Regions from separate parts of the Homo sapiens genome. Here regions 2, 3, 4, 5 and 6 are each linked to region 1. A link is a contact called in ENCODE Hi-C or POLR2A ChIA-PET data. All regions are on one chromosome and are shown on one strand. Each heading gives the region's core, a stretch centred on a gene start or an enhancer-like site at or near the end of the contact. The rest is flanking DNA. Distances are from core to core; before and after follow the strand shown. Region 1 holds the start of ABCG1 (ATP binding cassette subfamily G member 1). Region 2 holds the start of PRDM15 (PR/SET domain 15). Region 3 overlaps C2CD2 (C2 calcium dependent domain containing 2). Region 4 holds the start of SLC37A1 (solute carrier family 37 member 1). Region 5 holds the start of RSPH1-DT (RSPH1 divergent transcript). Region 6 holds the start of C2CD2 (C2 calcium dependent domain containing 2).

Region 1 (3,049 bases), core at 254-2,753:
CCTCATTTCAGCCAAGTGTAAAATCAAGGTAATGGATCTACTCTTTTTTTTTTTTTTTTTTTTTTTTTTTTTTGAGACGGAGTCTCACTCTGTCACCCCGGCTGGAGTGCAGTGGCTCAATCTCGGCTCACTGCAAGCTCCGCCTCCCAGGTTCATGCCATTCTCCTGCCTCAGCCTACATAGTAGCTGGGACTACAGGTGCCCGCCACCACACCTAGCTAATTTTTTGTATTTTTAGTAGAGACGGGGTTTCATCATGTTAGCCAGGATGGTCTCGATCTCCTGACCTCCCAAAGTGGTGGGATTACAGGTGTGAGCCACTGCGCCCGGCTGGATGACTCTTGAGACAACACCATTCAGACAAAGGCAAGGCCTCCCACTTAAACTCATAACCGTGTCTCCTTTCTCTCCTTCGATTTGAGCGGCTGAATTTGGTTACAGTCATCTGACCTGTGGGTGTGAAGTCCACCTGCCTGGCATAAAAAGCTGTGCCTCCTTTCTAGGTGAGGAGAAAGAGAGAGACCTGGCTCATCTGAGGTGTGGTTGGGAGGGGGGACCCAGGTGTGCTGGAAATGAAAAGAAATGCATTCCTGTTTTTCGTCCCAACATGCAAACAACTGAACAAAAGCATTAGGGCCTGAGACTGGGAGTAAAGAATTCCTTGTCACCATGGATACCAGGAAATGGCCCCACTTATATATAATAAGGGCTTTAGAGATGCTGGACCATCTGATATTCCAGCCTGGGGCCACATGGGAGTGTGCCCTGGTGTTATTCCTTATACAGTTCCATGAACATGGCTCTGGAAACACCTCTGTCTGCAGAAAATGAGGCTTTTCTTTTTTTGTTCGGGGGTGAACAGAGGGCAGAGGCCTGGGCATCTTCACTCAGCACCCCTTTGTAACCCAGCACTTAGCACCATGGCTGGCGCACAGCAATGTCACATGTGTGAGTGCACACGATGCCTCACTGCCAGGGGTCACCCCACACCGGTGCTGTTGGGGGCGTTGGAGTGGTTATCTCTTCTTTAGTCCTCAAGCTCCTACCTGGCAGAGAGCTGCCCAACACCGTCGGGGTGGGGTGGGCGGGAAGGGAAGAAGCAGCAGCAAGAAAGAAGCCCCCTGGCCCTCACTCTCCCTCCCTGGACGCCCCCTCTTCGACCCCATCACACAGCCGCTTGAGGCTTGGAGGCAGTGGATTTCCGAGCCTGGGAACCCCGGCGTCTGTCCGGTGTCCCCGCAGCCTCACCCGTGCTGGCCCAGCCCCCGCGAGTTCGGGACCCGGGGTTTCCGGGGTGGCAGGGGGTTCCCATGCCGCCTGCGAGGCCTCGGCTCGGGCCGCTCCCGGAACCTGCACTTCAGGGGTCCTGGTCCGCCGCCCCCAGCAGGAGCAAAACAAGAGCACGCGCACCTGCCGGCCCGCCCGCCCCCTTGGTGCCGGCCAATCGCGCGCTCGGGGCGGGGTCGGGCGCGCTGGAACCAGAGCCGGAGCCGGATCCCAGCCGGAGCCCAAGCGCAGCCCGCACCCCGCGCAGCGGCTGAGCCGGGAGCCAGCGCAGCCTCGGCCCCGCAGCTCAAGCCTCGTCCCCGCCGCCGCCGCCGCCGCCGCCGCCGCCGCCCCCGGGGCATGGCCTGTCTGATGGCCGCTTTCTCGGTCGGCACCGCCATGGTGAGTGAGCGCATCCTTCGTCCGCCGGGAACGGTTTTATTTTCAAGGAGAGCAGGAAACACACAAAGACTCGCAAGCTCGACCTGACACCCCTCCCAGGAGCGCGTCCTCTGGGCGCTGACCCAGGGCACCCTAGAGTGGCGCCCGGCTCCGATCGCTGCCCCTGCCCCTCCGCCAGGGCCACCTGGAGCCTCGGGATGCCCCTTGCACCGGCAGAGAGCACGGACTAGGTGGAGGGGCCGGGAGTGGGGCGGGGGCAGCGAGTTGCCCTACAAGTTGGACCGATGGCCTTGACCTGATGGCTTCTGGGCGGGGGGCGTGGGGAGCTGGGGACCCGGAGCGCACTGGGGACTGGGGAGGGGCCGCAGCTTGGGCCGGAGGGAAGAGGGGACTTGAAGAAGGGGAGCCCCGCGCGCGCGGCTGTGGGCTTGGGGACCGGGGACTTCTCGCGCCATCCCCAGGAACGCCAGGCAAGGTCTGGGGGAACAAAAGAGGAAGCTGCCCCCAGAGAGCCGGAGCCTGCGACTGCACTCCCGGGGACACCCTCTCCCGGACCCACTCGGGGAGGCGGCGGCGAAGGCCCGGGGAGACCCGCGAGGGGCAAGCCCGGATTCCTGCCGGCCGCCTTTCTGCGCGCGCCGGAGAGAGAGACGCGGTGGGGACAGGGATGCGCATTTCACTTCCCCGAGCTCCGGAGAGGGATGGCGGGGTGTCGGCGAGTTCACTGCTGGACACAGTTACTGTAAGTGCTGTTTCCAGGGGTGGTCAGGAATCTCCCTTTCTGGTTTTCTGGCATTAGGAACAAACAACAAACCAATCATCAGGCCCCCAGCCACCCACCTCACCTTATCCTAGCGCCCTTCATGTCTACGCCCAGCACACCAACATCGTAGAGGTAGCTAAAGTACAAATGGAAAGTCTTCCGTATTCCACGCCGTGTATCTGTGTAGTTACTACCCTGATATTACTTCCCCGAGGCTGTAAGCCCACAGTGCATGGCACGCTCCGGGGCTCACCCCGCCCCTCCCCTGTATTTCATTTTTAGCATCCTGTATTTGAAGTCAGCAGGGCTCAGCAGGATTTGACCGACAGTTACCTCTTGCCTTGAGCTCAAGAGAAAAAAAAAAAATAGCCAGGTTTCTGCGCATGCTCCGCTGTGACAACTGCATCCTATGATTCCAAACAGGTTACTGTAGAACATACGGAGCCTCGCCAGCTCATTATATAATGATTTTGTGTAAACGATAGAATGGGGCCGCAGACATGGCCAGGCGGTGGGTGGAGGAGGGGAGAGCCCGAGCGGGAGACCCGCAGGCTGACTCGCCTCTCTGGGCTGCCCTGCCTTCCCTGCGTGGCTTCTACGTAGAAGAGGCAGTGAACA
Region 2 (3,049 bases), core at 255-2,754, 340 kb before region 1:
AGTATGAATCACAGATAGAAGAAAAACAAACTATAAAAAAAATGGTGTTTTTGCTCTTGAAAGTCTAAATTATAGAGCTACTATTTCTTAATCGTTCACCGTGAGGCAGCGATGTCAGGAAATCTGGGGAAGGAGTGAAGCAGTGAAAACGTGGAACACGTGAAAATGTCCGAGCTTGAAACAAAATACGGTAGTGGTGTGTGCACCGGGGTGGGATCACCACCCTTATCGAGTGTTGACATCATTGCATTCTCCAAGGAGAACTGTCACTGCTACCTTTTAAGGTACATCACAAAGCCAGTGGCTCCTTCACATGTCACCACCCTTCAGGAACCAAGCTAGGTTCTCCAAATTCACTTGAGTCTGGCTTAAGCCAATGTGGTTTTTTTAAAACGAGTGTTGGTAGCTTTAAATACACACACAGGTCCACGTGTCTCTGATCACACACTTGTTTCTACCGTTTTAAACTCCCTTTGGGGACTTGGGGGTGAGGGGCAATTTCTGAGCATTTGTGGGGGAAAAAACCATCCACTACATTAGGGGGTTAAGAAAGGTAAATGGGTGATAACTCTAACCACCAGATAGGAGTGTTTATTTCCATGAGTTTTCATTTCTATTTTCTCAAGGCTAACCCCTGCGTGAACACCTCCCCTCTAGCAGGACGCTGCGCGTGGCCCCCGTCCCCACCTGTCCACGCGAGGCGGGCCTCACCTGAGCGGCCGGGCACGCCCCGTCCCCGAACGGCCACCCACCCCGGGTAGGCACGCGTCACCTGTCCATCCACCTCGCTACCTTCTCTCTGCCACCAAAAGGCTTACGAAAATAAGGCGCAGGGGGTCTGGGAGACCCCATCACCAGGACTCAGCTTCTCTAAACGCGGGGTTGGGGGTCCAGGGACCCCCCCGTGCGACCCGCATGGGCTGTACCCGAGGGCGGGGGATAACGACATCCCCTGGGGCCTCGGCGACGACGCCGCCCGGCGGCGGGGGCCGCGGGGCCGCGGGCCGGGGCGGCGAAGACCCTGCGCCGCGCCCACGGGCGAGCGCGGCCCGGCAGCCCCGCGGCCCCGCGCTGGGCCTGGCCGCGGGCGGGCGGGGGGCGCGAGGCAGGGGACGGGGGCGCGGAGCCCGGCCAGGAGCGCCCGCGGCGGCGGGACCCGGCGGGCGGGCGGCGCGCAGGGCGATCCCGGAGCGGCTCCGGGAAATCCAGCCGGGTTTTGACTCCGATCGCCAACGGTGCCCGCAGCCGGCGAATGTAACAAAGAACAGTCGGCATGGCGGCTGGACCGGGGCGGCGCGCGGCTGCCGGGCGCGGGGGGCGGGGGGCAGCGGGCCCAGGGCGCGCCGGGGCTCGCGGGGGCAGCGGGTGCGGCCCGGGGCCGGCGGGGCGCACGCCGGGGCGGGCGGCGGGCGCAGGGCCCGGAGCTTTACCTGCCTTTGGAATGTGCAGAGCGGGATCGGATCCGGACTCCGGGTTGCGATCCGCTCCGGAAACTGCGCAGCACCGGAAGCCGGGGGGCGGCGGCGGGGCATGGCGGGACTTGTAGTCCGCGGGCGGGCGCGGGGGGCGCAGGCGAGACCCTGGCGCGGCCGGGGGTCCTGCGGGTGGGACTGCGGGGCGCGGGCGGCGTGGACGGGGCAGCGGGCGCGCGCGGGGCGGGTCTGGCCGGAGGGAATTCCGCGCGCGGCCCCCCTCCCACGTGGCACGGCCCTGCCGCCCACGCGCGCGGGCAGCTCCCTCTCCACCTCTCCTCGGACGCGTTTCTTGCGGAGTTGGGGAGTGGTGGCGGTGGGTGGGTCGAGTTTTTCTCTAGAACAGGCCTGGGACTTGCCCCCACTCACGGTGACCTCTGGATTTGGCCGGCGGGGCCCTGGGACACGAGCTCTGTGCCCGCGAGGGGAGTCTGGCCTGGCGGGCTCCGCCACGCTACCGGTGAGCACCGGGCCAGCCGCGGACCTGGCTCTCCATTCTTCCCCGGGGGCCTGTGTGGCCTCTCTTGACCCCCTCCACCAAGTGTGTGTGCCATCACAAAACGTGAGACGGAGAAGGGACAGACTTTTCACCTTAGTCCTGGCCGCCCATATTCAGAGAGGCCGACTGTCTTGTTCATTGCTGCCTGGCAAAAACCTACATTCATAAAGAGAAGTGATGAACCGGGGAAAATGATTTTAAATTGATGCCACAAAAGGGCTCGTTTCCCTCATGTACGTGAAACTCTTGTGAACCAATAAAAATATATATGTATATAGAAAAATGAGCAAAGTGTGTGGATGGACAGTTCGTAGGAAATTCAATGGTTCTTAAGCATATGAGAAGCTATTCAACTACGCTGCAATAAGAGAAAAAAAGTCGCAGTGGGATCATTTTTATTAGATTAGCAAAGATTTTTTAAAACGTTTAATACAACCTGGGCAACATAGCCAGACCTTGTCTCTAAAAAACTTAGCTGGGCTCGGTGGCACGTGCCCGTAGTCTCAGCTACTCAGGAGGCTGAGGCAGGAGGGTCACTTGAGTCCCACAGTTTGAGGCTGCAGTGAGCTGTGATCGTGTCACTGCACTCCAGCCTGGGCAACAGAGTGAGACCCTGTCTCAAACAAAAACAAACAAAAAAAAGTTTTAATAGCATAATTTTGAAGAAACTAGAGAAACAAGCTCCTTTACGGGTAGGAGAATAAATTAGCGTAGTTTCCATTCAGATATTTGTGGATATCCATAAAAATTCTAAATGCACATAGCCTTTGACCCACATGCAGGAATGGTGCCAGAGACGGACTCGCTTGTATGAATGGCATATGTGATCATCACATTTGCTTACATACTACGTGCCATCCCATGGGAAGTGTTGGATGCACCTGGGCACATCCATAGGCTGCAACGCCGGGCAGCCGGAGACAGATTAGGCAAGTGTTGATCTGTGAAGGCTGGTTTCTCTGCCTGGCCCAGCATTCTACAGTGGCTTCCATGTTGCACTATAGTAGGCCATCCCATGGCCCCCCAGACCTTTCTGGAGCATCCCCGGCGTCCACTGTCTCCCTGCTTGTCCCCACCT
Region 3 (3,049 bases), core at 327-2,826, 300 kb before region 1:
CACCTGCCTTATCATATCCGTCAACAACACCCTGCCTCATTCAAATGCCCGAAAGAGGCAACCCCTGAGTTTATTATAAATGTATGTGTGTGTGTGTAGTGTGTGTGTGTAATGTGTAGTGTGTGTGATCATTTCCTACATAGAAAATCCTATATGAAAGGTTACAGTTTGAAAATTATGACATGAATGATAATTAATAAAAACATGAACGTTACAGCCCTCTGACTCACACCATGCTCACTCTTCACATTTCTGAGAACTGTGACGGGTCTCATAACTTGCAAAGTCTACACATCTTTACCTGTAAATGGAAAGGGGAGAGCCGCATGTCGTACAGCCGGCATCCAGCACCCAAGGCAGGCGTCTCGCTGACCAAGAACTGAATAGCCTGGCCCACCACGTGACAGACCACCACCTGGAGGAGGCACAGGTAAGGGAGAAAACTGTATCCAAAACAAAGGACAGCGCGTGCATACGCATCTTCTTCTTCTTCTTTTTTTTTTTTTGAGACAAGGTCTCACTCTGTCGCCCAGGCTGGAGTGCAGTGGCGCGATCTCAGCTCACTGCAACCTCCACCTCCCCAGCTCAGGCGATCTTCCCACCTCAGCCTCCTGAGTACATGAAACTACAGGGGTGTGCCCCCACACCCACCTAATTTTTGTTTTTGTCTTTTTTGTAAAGATGGGCTCTACCTGTATTACTGAGGCTGGTTTTGAACTCCTGAGCTCAAACAATCTTCCCACCTTGGCCTCCCAAAGTGCTGGGATTGCAGGCATGAGCCACTGTGCTCAGCTGCCATAGGCATCTTTTTTTTTTTTTTTTGAGACGGAGTCTCACTCTGTCACCCAGGCTGAAGTGCAGTGGAGCAATCTCGGCTCACTGCAACCTCCGCCTCCCTGGTTCAAGTGATTCTCCCACCTCAGCCTCCCAAGTAGCTGGGATTACAGGTGTGTGCCACCATGGCCAGCAAATTTTTGTATTTTTAGTAGAGACAAAGTTTCACCATGTTGGCCAGGCCAGTCTCGAACTCCTGGCCTCAGCTGATCTACCCACCTCAGCCTCCCAAAGTGCTGGGATTACAGGTGTGAGCCACCACGCCTGGCCTAGGCATCTTTATATCAAAATAATCTGGACTTTATATGTTAGCAAGGATACAAATTTAGAGTTTCAAAGTTGGATAAATATTCAGATTAAAACCTTTTCTATAATATAGTTTGAAAACCAGAAACAATGTTTCAAATCTTTGCTTCCTGATGACTTTCTTAGCAGCTAAAGTCTTGACCAAATCTAGTTATCATGCGCTTTCCACATGTAATACAGTCTTTTTCCTTTTTTTTTTTTTGGAGATGGAGTTTCACTCTGTCGCCCAGGTTGGAGTGCAGTGGCACAATCTTAGCTCACTGCAACCTCCGCCTCCCGGGTTCACACGATTCTCCTGCCTCAAACTCCCGAGTGGCTGGGTTTACAGGCGTGTGCTACTACTCCCGGCTAATTTTTTGTGTTTTTAGTAGAGACGGGGTTTCACCATTAGCCAGGAGGGTCTCGATCTCCTCACCTCGTGATCCGCCCACCTCGGCCTTCCAAAGTGCTAGGATTACAGGCATGAGCCACCGTGCCCGGCCAACAAAGTCTTTTTCTTTAAATATCATCTTGTTCTATTTCTCCACAATAGCTGATTTTTAATTCCCCAAATGTTTCCACATTCATACACAGTCAAAGCCATTAGCCAAGTTCTTTTGCTAAAAATGAGTCTTAAAGAGAAAGTAAGTTATAGATGTTAGAAGTAAAAAAAGTTTTCTTAAATTACCCAGAACACAATGGGTTGCTTCCACCTAAATAATTTCGAGGCGATCATGGTTTTCAAAAAGGTGGGAGTAATTGGAAAAACATACAAAGTATCAAACAATTATAAAATTATGCAGCCGTACCAAAACCAGAATTATAAAATGAGCTCGTTGAAGAAACTGTCAGACAGAGAAAGATAATAACCTCAGGAATAAACCAAACTGTGGTTTCCTGACATAAATCATAATCATACAGTATTAAGAGGGGTGCTTTTCACAGCTACCATGGCACAGAGAGAGATCTAGTTTCTGCCACAGATTCCTCTACAGAAGCTGATGTAGAATGAGAGGTCAGACCCCTCCCCGCTCCCCTCCCGGGGGCAGAGGGCCAAGCAGACACGTGTGGGATAATTACCAGGCCAGGTGCCAGGTGTGTACTGGCCAGGAGGAGGAGAGGGGAGGCCAGGGGCACAGTGGGCTGGACCACAGGGCAGGCACAAGGGGGTTCCGTAGGTGGCCAGTGTTTGGCCAAAAAGCAAAGCTACCAGGAGCTGAGGGTAAGTCAGACTGACCTCCTCATTCCCAAAAGAACCACTGACTCCACTGCAGGGAGTCACAGGACAGGAAGAGAAAATTCTTTAATTCTCTGGTGGATTTATCAGAATCTAAAATACCAAATGGAAAGATTATCAAAATAATTACTCAGTCAGGGCCTGCTATTCCCCCAAGTTCAGGGCTAGGACATTCCCCTGTACTTTCTCATCTGCTGGCTCCTGGCCGCAGCCAAGCCCTGGGTCCAGCTCTTCCCACCAGTGGCCCATCCCACTCTGGAACAAAAACGGAACCTGGGCACTAAGGCCCGGGCAGGGGTCAACATCCAATATCCACAACCAAATACCTCAATGCCACAGAGCTAGAAAAAGAAAATCCTGCCTTCTCTCAATATTGGCAGAAAGTCGTGCAACTCTTTCTACCGGTTCTTATAACGCCACGTTCAGAAGACTGATACACATGAGTTAATTACATATTTCCATCATCTCCAGAGTTCACAAAGGGCCAGAACAAAAAAATGTTTGTATAAGAAATGTTGTCTATTCATGTTAAAAATAAATGATCTATAAACAGTCCTTTACGGAGGAACATGCTTTGTGGCCAGATGAGTTACACGCACCAATGGCATGACACTGAGAAAATTCCCTGTCCTTGGTCTCAACAGCCCACTCCTTTTACTGCTTAAAGTAAAAAATAAAAAATAAAAATAAATT
Region 4 (3,049 bases), core at 390-2,889, 290 kb after region 1:
TACAACTGGGTGGGGGGGAGGGGGGGTGGGAAGAAGCTGTCTCCATATGAGGCCGAGGTGTCCTATATATCCTGAGCTTGTATTATCGCCTTTCAAGTGTAAAACCTGTAGGTGATGGGATGCCCGAAAGGTTTGAAAATCAGGAATGACAAGATCAGATTTTGCTTTAGGAGGGCAACTTGAGGCAGCTTAAAGAGTGGATTGCAGGAGGTAGAACTTGGAAGTGAGAACGCTGTTGCACAAGTGCAGTGAGAGAGGGGTAGCCTCGAGCCGAACCAATGGCAAGGGCCAGGGCTGGGGAGACCATTGGAGAGAGGGGTGGGAGCCACACTGGGCTATCACCGGGAATGGAGAGCTAGAAAAGAGAGGAGAAAGCACTGGCACAGGGGGCCTGCGGAGAGAAAGAAGGTCTGAAGAAAACCTGGCCAAAAGGAGAAGACTGGAGCCCTGGGCCATCCCGCTTGCGGAATGAGGGGCCGGCGGGCTTCCTGGGGCTGAACCCTGCGTGGCAAAGAAGTGGGCAGGTTTTCTTTCTGCCTGCAGAAGGCTTCTCAAATGCCTAACAAAGTGATGGATTTCACGCAGCCCAGCTCAGCAAAGAGAGACACAGACATCAGAGTGTTCTAGAAACAAAGCAGGGCCCCAGGGGGAAACTGCGAGGCCTAGCAGGGCAGGGGAGCCAAACACAGGGAAGAATGCCTTCTCCATTCTCCAGAGGGAAGCTCAACGTGCCTGGGGAAGGGTGCGAGGGGCACTGGCCTGTTGGGACATTTACAGCCAGGCCTCGGGTTGGTTTTATCCTTAAACATTGTTTTATCCGGGGGCAGGCTTTTTCCCCGGAAAATTTCCGCTCTGCCTCACTTTGCTCTTCCCCGAGGAGTGGGCTGGGAGCCCCCTCTGCTCTGAAGCCATCCTGGGGGTCCACTGTGGGTGTTCGGCAGTAGCTTCTAGGGGACTGGCCAGGCCCCTCCCTGGGGCTGCCTAAGGAGAAGAGTTGTTTCTGGGGTGACGTGGGAGCCTGTGTGCCAGGGCACTGGCCCGCAAGGGTAAGAACCCGGCGGGCTCCCGCAGCCTAACAGGGAGCTGCCTCTGTCACGTGCCTGCGAGGTGGGACACAAGTTGGCTTACAAGTTGGTTCGACATAGCCAAATCCGCGTGCCGCATTTCCACGCTATGGAGTGCTAGTCTTCATGATTGTGCCCCTTGACATGACACAATAGGAATAGAAGCCGGGAGGCCAAGCAAAGGCCCTCTTTGGGGGTGGGGGCGCGGCGGCATGTGACCCTCGCCGCCTGTGGGGAAGACCTGCCTTGAGGACAGAGCGCCAGGGGTGCAGAGGCCGCCTGGGACTGCCCGGAGGCCGGTGGGGAGCGCGCCAGCGAAAGCCCGTGCGCCCTCGGAGCCGGGGAAGGCGCGGGCCATGACCCGGGTTCGCCCGCAAAGGCCGGGCAGTGCCGCAAGGCGTGGGGGCGCCCCCGCCCGGTGGCCCCGGGGCTGGTGCGACCCTGGGCACGCCGGGGCCGGGGCCGGAGCCGGGGGTCGCGGCGGCCGGGGAGGGGGAGGAGCCGCGCGGCTCCGCCGGCGCCCCGCGGGCCAGGGAAAGTGAAAGGGCGGCGGGGCCTCCCGCGCGCCGCTCCAGGAAGTCGCGAGCAGGAAGCGCCCGCGGCGGCCGGGCCGGGCTGGGCTGCGGAGCGCGGGCCTCGGCGGCGCAGGTGAGGCGCGGGGCCGGGGCCGGACCGGGAGGCGGGGACCCCCCGCCCCCCCGCCCGCACCTGCGGGGCAGCCGGCGCTCAGGCGCCGCAGCCGCTCAGCACCTGCGGCGCCCTCAGGGAGCCGGGCGCGGGGCCCTGCGCACTCGGAGCTCGGCTCCTCTCCTTCCTTTTCTTTTTTTTCGGGGGGAGGTGGGGGCTGGTTTGGATGTTTTCCGAGAGCCGGGGACGGTCTCAAGCTATTTTCGCGGAGGGAAGTCTTTGAAATACGACATCTAGAAGAGTGGCCCTCGGCGACAATGCCGGGCGTTCCCGGACCGGGGCAACGCTGGGATTCCGGGGAAGTGGAGGCAGAGGGAGCGGGCACGGGGCCGGCAGCCGCTCCACGGAGTCCCCGGCAGGGGCGAGCTTAGCTGTCCAGCCGGGTCCCCTGCCCACCCCGGCCCGGGCCGCGGTGACAGCTGAGGGTCCAGAGAGCCGGCAGGAGGGGACCCTGCGCATTGTCTGCCGCGATGGGGACGTGGGCGTGCCCGCGGAATTCACCTCCTCCGGGGACCAGCCGCCCAGGGAGGAGCCGGCACAGAACGCTGGCTCGGAGCGCCGGCACCCTGGGCCTTTGCGTTGTTTGTCGGCTGAGCAGCTGGTTCCCGGAGCCCGTGGGCCTCCTGGCCAATGCGAGTGACAGCGACCTTCTGGGTTTATAATAAAGGGCTTGACGCGCCGGAAAGTCCCCTCGCCGCTGGCCACCAGCCTTCCAGCCCTTACGGCCCACGCCGTAATCCTGGTGACCGAGAAGGTACGTTCAGTCTAAGGATTTGCATTTGAACGAAGGATACTGGCCAAGCCCCTTACCACCCCCACTCCCCGCTAACACCCCAGCCCGCGGCCCCAGGTTTGAATTTCCAAAGGAGGAATTGCTAAAGCCTGCCCTTTCCGGGTCTCCCTTAGCTCTTTGCCTGGAAGGTGCCTGCCTGCCTGCCTGCCGGCCCTTGAACTTAAATCGTCTGAAGTTGTGTAAGTGGATAAATATTTTAGACTTCCCCCGTTGTTTTTTTATTAATCCCCTTTGAGAGCAAGCTTGAAAACACCTGGCCCCAGACCTGTGATTCACCAAGTCATTTTGGACCTGCATTTACACGTTCTGTTTCATGCAGCCCACCTGTGATGTTCTCTTTGTTGGGGGTTGGAGGCAGGTAAGGGAGGTGGTGCAAATGGAATTCAGGTTCCTTGTACTTCAGCCAAGGGGAAAGAGATAGTGACCATTTTCATTCATCTTTAATATGGAAAGCGCCTTTAAAAGCAAAAAGCCATAGAAAGAGCACACTCTGGACAGGAAGTTG
Region 5 (3,049 bases), core at 169-2,668, 280 kb after region 1:
ACAGGGACTCTGGGGGCATCAATCGCACTGCAGACTTTGTCCTGCTTCTTGCACTAGCTACTGGCTGTCTGGCCGGATGTGAATTTCAGGCACTTCTGGCTCTCCATACTGGGCAGGTAGTTCCAGCGCACAGAGGTGATAGCTTGAGTAGCAAATCAGGCGGAAGCTGGGAGATGAGTGCCCAGAGCTAGCAAAAAGGTCTGGGCAGGCACTGACAGCACCACTGCAGAGTCGCTAGATTTTTCAGTTAATTCTGAAAGTACCTCAACTCTGTACTGTGCATGCAGACCATAGTGGCTGAGGTTCCCTATCTGTCAGCCATGGAGAGGTCACTCTCTGGAGTAGGGAGGAACTACTCTCTGGGTGATAGAAATATTCCCACACAGAACCCAGCTCACAGGCTGGATGTGCCCTCTTTCTCCTCTCTGCTGCCTAACTCAGGAAATAACTCCAAAGACCTGGGTCAGTTCAGATGGGGACTGAAGAAAGCACATGTGAGGATACGCCTATAAGGTAATATCTTCAGGAACCCTCTCCTGAGCCCAGGGCCTCCTCAGCATTTCTTGGAGGCTGCCAGGAAGCAACTATCCTCCATGCATCTAAATGCCGGGGGAGCAAATCTCAGCTACAGAAATGACTTATTCAAGGGCAGTATGGCAGCGTGGGATGATCTGCTCATCCGAGAAAACTGCCTCGATGGGAATTAACACAGGGAGGAGGAAACTTCCAAAGCCTTCCGCTGGGAAATCTTTGCCTTTAATGGGAGGCAGGATGGGGGTGGGGGAAGAACGAGGCGGCATGTGGTAACCAGACGTCACAGCGTTTCACTTTTCACCATCAACTTCCAGGACGCACGCAGGTGTGTCTGGCGTGGCCTTCGTCCCTGCCGGGGATCCTGGGGAGCTGTGGCTCAGACCTCTGGTTTCTGCGCCTCCTCACTCTCCAAACCCAACCTCGAGGTTCCCCCGCCGCTGCGCACCCTGGGAAGCCCTTTCTCACCAGGAGCTCTCACCCCAATATCATTCTCTCCCTCCTCCTCCAACTCCTCCGAGCCCAGGTCCGACATGGTCTCGCCCCAGCCTGGATCACAGCCGCAGCGCCTCTAGCAGGTGGGTAGCAACCGCCTCCACCGCCGCGTCCCGCGTCGCCATGGAGACGCGGCCGGTCCCGCCTCCCTCCCAGCCCGGAAGATGGGGAGCGGGGACAGGCGACGCGGACGAAGCGGGAGGAGCCACTGGCAGCCTTTGCGTACTGTCATAGCAACGGGAAGGGCACCTCGACCAATCACCGCCCGGGAATACGGAGGGGCGGGGCGGAAGGGACGAGGTGGAGCCAGTGGCAGCACTCTGGTGCCGTCATAGCAACGAGGGGCCGCTTCGGCCAATCACTGCTCGGGAAGCGAGGGGGCGGGGACTGGGCAGGGCCTGAGCGGGTTCTGTGCCTGGCTGCCCACCGGCTCTCTGACCTGGACCTCGCCGTCGCTGGCCCCTGAAATCCATCACTTTTGTCGGCTGTTCTGTGACGCCACAACGAGGAGCCACCTGGGTACTGGGCCCTCAAGAGGAAGGACGCGGGAAACGCGTCCGGGCCAACTCTCGAGAGGGTTTCACCCCTGCCCAGTGCGGGCACTGCCCGCTCCCTTCCGCCCCCAGGCCTCGCAGGCCCCTCCGGGGATGCTGCCCACCCCCACTTACCTTTCTAGGCTCTGCTGACCCTTCGGGATTCGCGGCTAGCTGTGATGTGTCCGCCAAGATCTCTTCTCTTGTCTGTAAACAACTTCACTCTCAAGGAGGCAGCTCTGGCCTCTCAGCAGGTGCGGCCTACAGTGATGTCCGTCCGGGTTTTACATCCTTCCCCGACCTCGACATGAGTCCCAGCCCCCTCGGGCCTCTGACTCTCAGGTGTCCCCTACGATCGCCGTCCTCTCCTCTCGCTCCTGGCTCCCCTACACTGTCACACACCCACACAATCACAGACGCACACGCATGTACACGTGCAGGCTTGGAAATCTGCTTTACCTGACGCACTCCGCCTGCCGAAGGCCCCTCACATCTCCCATTTCCTCTGCCATCATCCCAGACTGCAAAGCTGTGTTATTTGTTGTTGCTGCAGGAGCTGGGGAGGAGTGACTGAATAACTATAGGATTTGGTCTTGATGGGAGAATCCCAGAAGCCAAATCCACGCGGTGAATAAGCTGCTGATCTTCCAGAGCACACATCCCCTAGAGATTCTTCCCAATGCTAATATGAAAGGTTACAACCATAACCCATCATCAGGCCCAAATATATTACTTACTGAATAAATACACAAGTTACAACAACACACGAGATTCCAAAATTATGTCGTTTTTTAGATGCAAAGATAAAAATGTTGTAAACACCAAAATTTAACAGCTTTTCTTATGGGGAAAAGTGGGGAGTTAGGGATAACAGATGATTATTATTTTCTTCTCTACATATTGGCAGTTACCCAGTTACTACAATTAAGCATGTCCTATTTTTATAATAAAATGCCAGAAGCATTTTAAATGTTAGAAATCTAGAATGGTAACATAAGTATATGCAAATAAATACTCGTTTTTTACATTTAAAATGTCAGAAATTTAGCTTTCAAATTTGTCCTAACAATGACAGTAACCAGTGTTTACTAAGTTCTGACACTGTGTGTGGGCACTGTTTTAAGAATTTTATGAGTTATCTTATTAAATCCTCACTATCATTCCTCCATTGAACATCTAAGGAAAGGGAGTTATAGGGGGTTATAAACTAAAAATAACCTCCTAAGCCCCACCACAGCCAACTGAATGGACCCCTCTTGGCCAAGAGGGCCCCAGAAACCTTAAAAACTGCGTTCTCAGCCATGATGGGAAGGGAGGTCGAACATGCCTCACTAATACCCTTGTGCAGTTTAGACACAACAACTAACAAGCATTAATGTTAAAATAGAGATCATAAGACTGACAGAATGGACGCTGTGGCAGTAAGATACCAACTTACAAACAGGACCTAAGGCCATGCCAGGCATGAGTTAAGTCATGCATCCCTACAC
Region 6 (3,049 bases), core at 350-2,849, 270 kb before region 1:
CCACAGCGAATGACCACTGAGCTGCACAGGCATGTGCAGGAAACTGTGGCCTGGAAGGGCGGAGCAGCGGCCAAGACTAGGGGTGCCTCCCCAAACCCACCCAGGCTCCAACTTCTCCTGTGAAATGCCTAAGAATAGTACATGCCAGGAGCTTGTCGTTATACTAAGATGTCTTAAAAGCAAAAATAAGTCAACGAGTAATCAGCGACTACAGAAACACCCACAGGACTGTGAGGCAGCAGAGGTAAGACACGAGGCCCTTAGCTTGCAGGCCAGGGCAGCTGGATTCACATGCCAGCTCTGCCGCCCACGAGCTGTGTGGCACTGGGCAGGCTGCTTGCCCTCTCCGGGCCTTGGTTTCCTCATCTGTAAAACAGTGATAACACCCCTGTCCCGGGAGTTGTGAGGATTCAGAGATGGCAGACGCACCGAAAGCCTCGGTAGGATGTCTGCCCAGCGGCTGGCCCTCAGCAAACGGTCACTATTTTTATATGCCAAGAAATGCAAGTCTTTGGAGATAAATTCTTGGTGAAATTCAGCTCTATGAGAGGCGGAAGCACATTGGGGTCACAGCTATTCATGTATCATGTGCAAGCTCAGTAAGTGTCCGATCGGGCACGGGAATTCGCCCCGGGACTCCAGGCAAGGCAGGTACTGGCTGGCGCGGATGAGCACTTCTGACGGTCCCTCCAACTGCCAGCCTGTCCCTCGCGGAGCCCAGGGCCTGGAGCACCTGCCGTTTGGAGAATAAAATCAATCACTTTGTCTTGTCTCTCCGTCAAGGGGCCTCGCTCCCCCGTCTCTCTCCTAACTCTCGAGGATGGTCTGCGCTGGGGGGAGGACTCCCTTAGCCTGGGTCAGGGGCTGCAGCGACGCCTCCAGGAAAGACCTCGGCCCGGACCGCCCGCCCCGGCATCTGCCGCCCCCCGGCCCGCAGTCCCGGAAACTCACCCCTTTCCTCTCGGCCTCCTCGTTCAGGGCGGTCACCCAGGCCGCCTGCCACTGGCTCCTCCAGCTGCCCAGCGTCAGGATCCAGGAGAGCAGCGCGTCGGACCCCGGGCGCGGCCCCTCTCCAGGCTCCACCGCCCGCCGCTGGGGCTGGGGTCGCGCCCTGGCCAGCGCCCACTGCGCCAGGTACAGGCCTACCGTGGCCAGGGCCGCGACGAAGAGCGACACCAGCGCGAGCCACTGCGCCTCCCCGAGCCACGAGCCCAGCCGGGCCATGGCCATGGCGCATCCCCGGCCCGCCTCGCCCCAACTTCCCCGGCAGCCCCGGGCCGGAACGGCGGACTCAGGACACGCGCTGGCTGCGGCCACAGCGCGCTGGGGGCGTGGAGGGGGCGCGGCGGGGTCGGAGCCCGGCGAGGAGCGTGGCCGGGGGCCTCTGGGCGGGCAAGCGGGGAGGAAACGCGCGGCGGCCGCGGCCCGGGCTGGGCGCAAGCCCCGCACACCTGCGGAACAGGGGCGCGAGCGGACCCCGCGGCCCGCGCTCCCGACTCGGCGTCTGGGAAGTTCCTGGGCCGCTGCGGGCCGCGCTTCCTCCTGCGCGCGCCGCCCCGGGCGTCCCGCCCGCGGCCCAGCGGTGGCCGGAGGAGGCTCTGGCCGCGGGGCGGGGCGGGGCGGGGGCGGTGCCCGAGGGAGGGGGCGCGGCCGGGCCTGCGGGGGCCGCAGTCCTCCCCCCTGCTCCCAACGCGGCGTGCCCCCGCCCCCCTAAAGGCCCGGCCTTCCCGGCCCCGCCACGTGCGCGCGTCGCCCGCCCCTCCGGCGCCTGCCCGCGGGCCGCGAGGTGACCCGGGCCTCCGGATTCATCAGCCCAACCCCGGCGGCTGCTGTGCGGCTGCTTGGCTTGGCTCGTGTGCGCGCTTGCACAAGTGCGTGTGTGTGCACATGTGTGAGTGTGCGTGTGCACAGCGCGCAGTCAGGGTGATTTCGAGGACTGCCATTTGCTCGCCAGCGAGACAGGATCCAGGCTCAGTCCTCGGAAAGTCCCTGGAAATCCGTGGCTGCCCCTGGAGCCAGGGGCTGGGCCTGCCTTAGGGGGCGTGCTTCTCAGAGGCAAGGAGGGGCTCAGCACCAGGCCCAGGCCCTGCCTTCTGTGTGGCTGTGTCATTCATTCAGTGTGCGGGTGGGGCGGGGGTGCATGTGGTGTGATGTGTGTGGCGCATGTGGTGTGATGTGTTGTGGGTGTGGTGTGTGGTGCACAGGATGGTGTGAGTGTGTATGTGTGGTGCATGGGTGTGGTGTGTGTGTAAGCGTGGTGCATGTGGTGTGGTATGTGTGTTGCGTGCCAGTGTGGTGCATGTGGTGTGTGTGATGTGTAAGCGTGGTGCATGTGGTGTGGTGCGTGTGTGGTGTGTCGGTGTGGTGCATGGGTGTGTGTACGTGTGATGTGTAAGTGCACAGCATGTGGTGTATGTGTGTGGTGTGTGGTGCACAGGATGGTGCGAGTGTGTATGGTGGTGCATGGGTGTGTATGTGTGATGTATAAGTGCAGTGTGTGTGGTGTGTGTGTGTGGTGTGTGTGTGTGATGTGTAAGCGTGGTGCATGTGGTGTGGTGCGTGTGTGGTGTCGGTGTGGTGCATGGGTGTGTGTACGTGTGATGTGTAAGTGCACAGCATGTGGTGTGTGTGTGTGGTGCATGTGGTGTGTGTGGTGTGTATGTGTGATGTGGTGTGGTGTATGTATGTGGTGTGTCAGTGTGGTGCGTGTGTGTGTGGTGCACAGGGTGATGTGAGCGTGTGTGTGTGGCACATGGGTGTGGTGTGGTGCTGTGTGTATATGTATTGTGTAAGTGCGTTGCATGTGGTGTGGTTTGTGTGTGTGGTGAACACGGTGGTGTGTGTATGTGTGGTACATGGATGTGGAGTGTGTGTATGTGTAATGTGTGAGTGCGGTGCATGTGGCGTGGTGTGTGGGTGGTGTGTCAGTGTGGTGCATGTGGTATGGTGTGTGTGTGTGTGGTGTGGTGTGTGGGACATGCCCCTGTGCCCTCCTCTTGCAGAGTGGACGCGGTCCTTAGGGAGTGCCATAGAAACATACTAGCCTGAG

The links. Hi-C counts contacts between places; a loop is a spot of excess contacts on that map. ChIA-PET counts read pairs that join two places held with the same protein, here RNA polymerase II (POLR2A). Pooled maps may share reads with other maps.
Region 2: a loop to region 1 is called in a map of sigmoid colon, with 2.4 times the contacts of the local background. The contact joins the promoter of PRDM15 here to the promoter of ABCG1 in region 1. A Hi-C loop is called at or near these places in 4 of 168 maps with a recorded cell type or tissue (B cell, CD4-positive, alpha-beta T cell, OCI-LY7 and 1 more), 20 of 37 single-sample maps with no recorded cell type and 14 of 50 pooled maps. POLR2A ChIA-PET finds 5 or more read pairs at or near these places in 2 of 52 experiments (WTC11 and activated CD4-positive, alpha-beta T cell).
Region 3: a loop to region 1 is called in a pooled map, with 2.8 times the contacts of the local background. The contact joins the enhancer-like site here to the promoter of ABCG1 in region 1. A Hi-C loop is called at or near these places in 16 of 37 single-sample maps with no recorded cell type and 12 of 50 pooled maps. POLR2A ChIA-PET finds 5 or more read pairs at or near these places in 3 of 52 experiments (CD8-positive, alpha-beta T cell, activated CD4-positive, alpha-beta T cell and endothelial cell of umbilical vein).
Region 4: a pooled map shows a loop between it and region 1 (2.6-fold over the local background). The contact joins the promoter of SLC37A1 here to the promoter of ABCG1 in region 1. A Hi-C loop is called at or near these places in 4 of 168 maps with a recorded cell type or tissue (B cell, Right ventricle myocardium inferior, naive thymus-derived CD4-positive, alpha-beta T cell and 1 more), 13 of 37 single-sample maps with no recorded cell type and 15 of 50 pooled maps. POLR2A ChIA-PET finds 5 or more read pairs at or near these places in 8 of 52 experiments (Caco-2, GM12878, MCF 10A and 4 more).
Region 5: a loop to region 1 is called in a pooled map, with 4 times the contacts of the local background. The contact joins the promoter of RSPH1-DT here to the promoter of ABCG1 in region 1. A Hi-C loop is called at or near these places in 1 of 168 maps with a recorded cell type or tissue (naive thymus-derived CD4-positive, alpha-beta T cell), 3 of 37 single-sample maps with no recorded cell type and 14 of 50 pooled maps. POLR2A ChIA-PET finds 5 or more read pairs at or near these places in 2 of 52 experiments (H1 and K562).
Region 6: a map of endothelial cell of umbilical vein shows a loop between it and region 1 (5-fold over the local background). The contact joins the promoter of C2CD2 here to the promoter of ABCG1 in region 1. A Hi-C loop is called at or near these places in 2 of 168 maps with a recorded cell type or tissue (endothelial cell of umbilical vein and gastrocnemius medialis) and 7 of 50 pooled maps. POLR2A ChIA-PET finds 5 or more read pairs at or near these places in 1 of 52 experiments (PC-3).

The regions. Positions count from the first base shown.
Region 1 is chr21:42,217,637-42,220,685 of GRCh38, forward strand. ABCG1 (ATP binding cassette subfamily G member 1) reads left to right here and starts at 1,504. Exons shown (of 15, transcript NM_016818.3): 1 at 1,504-1,668. The coding sequence starts at 1,627. It overlaps LOC105372814 (a long non-coding RNA gene), which reads right to left and starts at 2,634. Exons shown (of 3, transcript XR_937748.4): 1 at 2,514-2,634. RefSeq lists a silencer at 1,213-1,482 and an enhancer at 2,413-2,944.
Region 2 is chr21:41,877,840-41,880,888 of GRCh38, forward strand. PRDM15 (PR/SET domain 15) reads right to left here and starts at 1,505. Exons shown (of 24, transcript NM_001040424.3): 1 at 1,431-1,505. RefSeq lists enhancers at 329-378, 1,379-1,428 and a silencer at 1,579-1,628.
Region 3 is chr21:41,921,671-41,924,719 of GRCh38, forward strand. It overlaps C2CD2 (C2 calcium dependent domain containing 2), which reads right to left. Exons shown (of 14, transcript NM_015500.2): 3 at 302-415. Among named protein-coding and RNA genes, the nearest start is that of SNORA91, 25 kb to the right of the region's middle. Within about 2 kb of position 1,577, at least 6 of the 41 ENCODE cell types and tissues checked have a DNase peak (open chromatin) inside an H3K27ac peak, as active enhancers do.
Region 4 is chr21:42,512,213-42,515,261 of GRCh38, forward strand. SLC37A1 (solute carrier family 37 member 1) reads left to right here and starts at 1,640. Exons shown (of 20, transcript NM_001320537.2): 1 at 1,640-2,505. RefSeq lists enhancers at 44-766, 767-1,489, 2,331-2,560 and silencers at 1,401-1,760, 1,981-2,060, 2,071-2,170.
Region 5 is chr21:42,495,121-42,498,169 of GRCh38, forward strand. It overlaps RSPH1-DT (RSPH1 divergent transcript), which reads left to right and starts at 1,419. Exons shown (of 3, transcript NR_135518.1): 1 at 1,419-1,545; 2 at 1,703-1,813; 3 at 2,113-2,323. RSPH1 (radial spoke head component 1) reads right to left here and starts at 1,104. Exons shown (of 9, transcript NM_080860.4): 1 at 1,013-1,104. The coding sequence starts at 1,066. RefSeq lists silencers at 1,061-1,180, 1,211-1,450.
Region 6 is chr21:41,952,419-41,955,467 of GRCh38, forward strand. C2CD2 (C2 calcium dependent domain containing 2) reads right to left here and starts at 1,600. Exons shown (of 14, transcript NM_015500.2): 1 at 952-1,600. The coding sequence starts at 1,230. RefSeq lists an enhancer at 572-1,346 and a silencer at 1,223-1,892.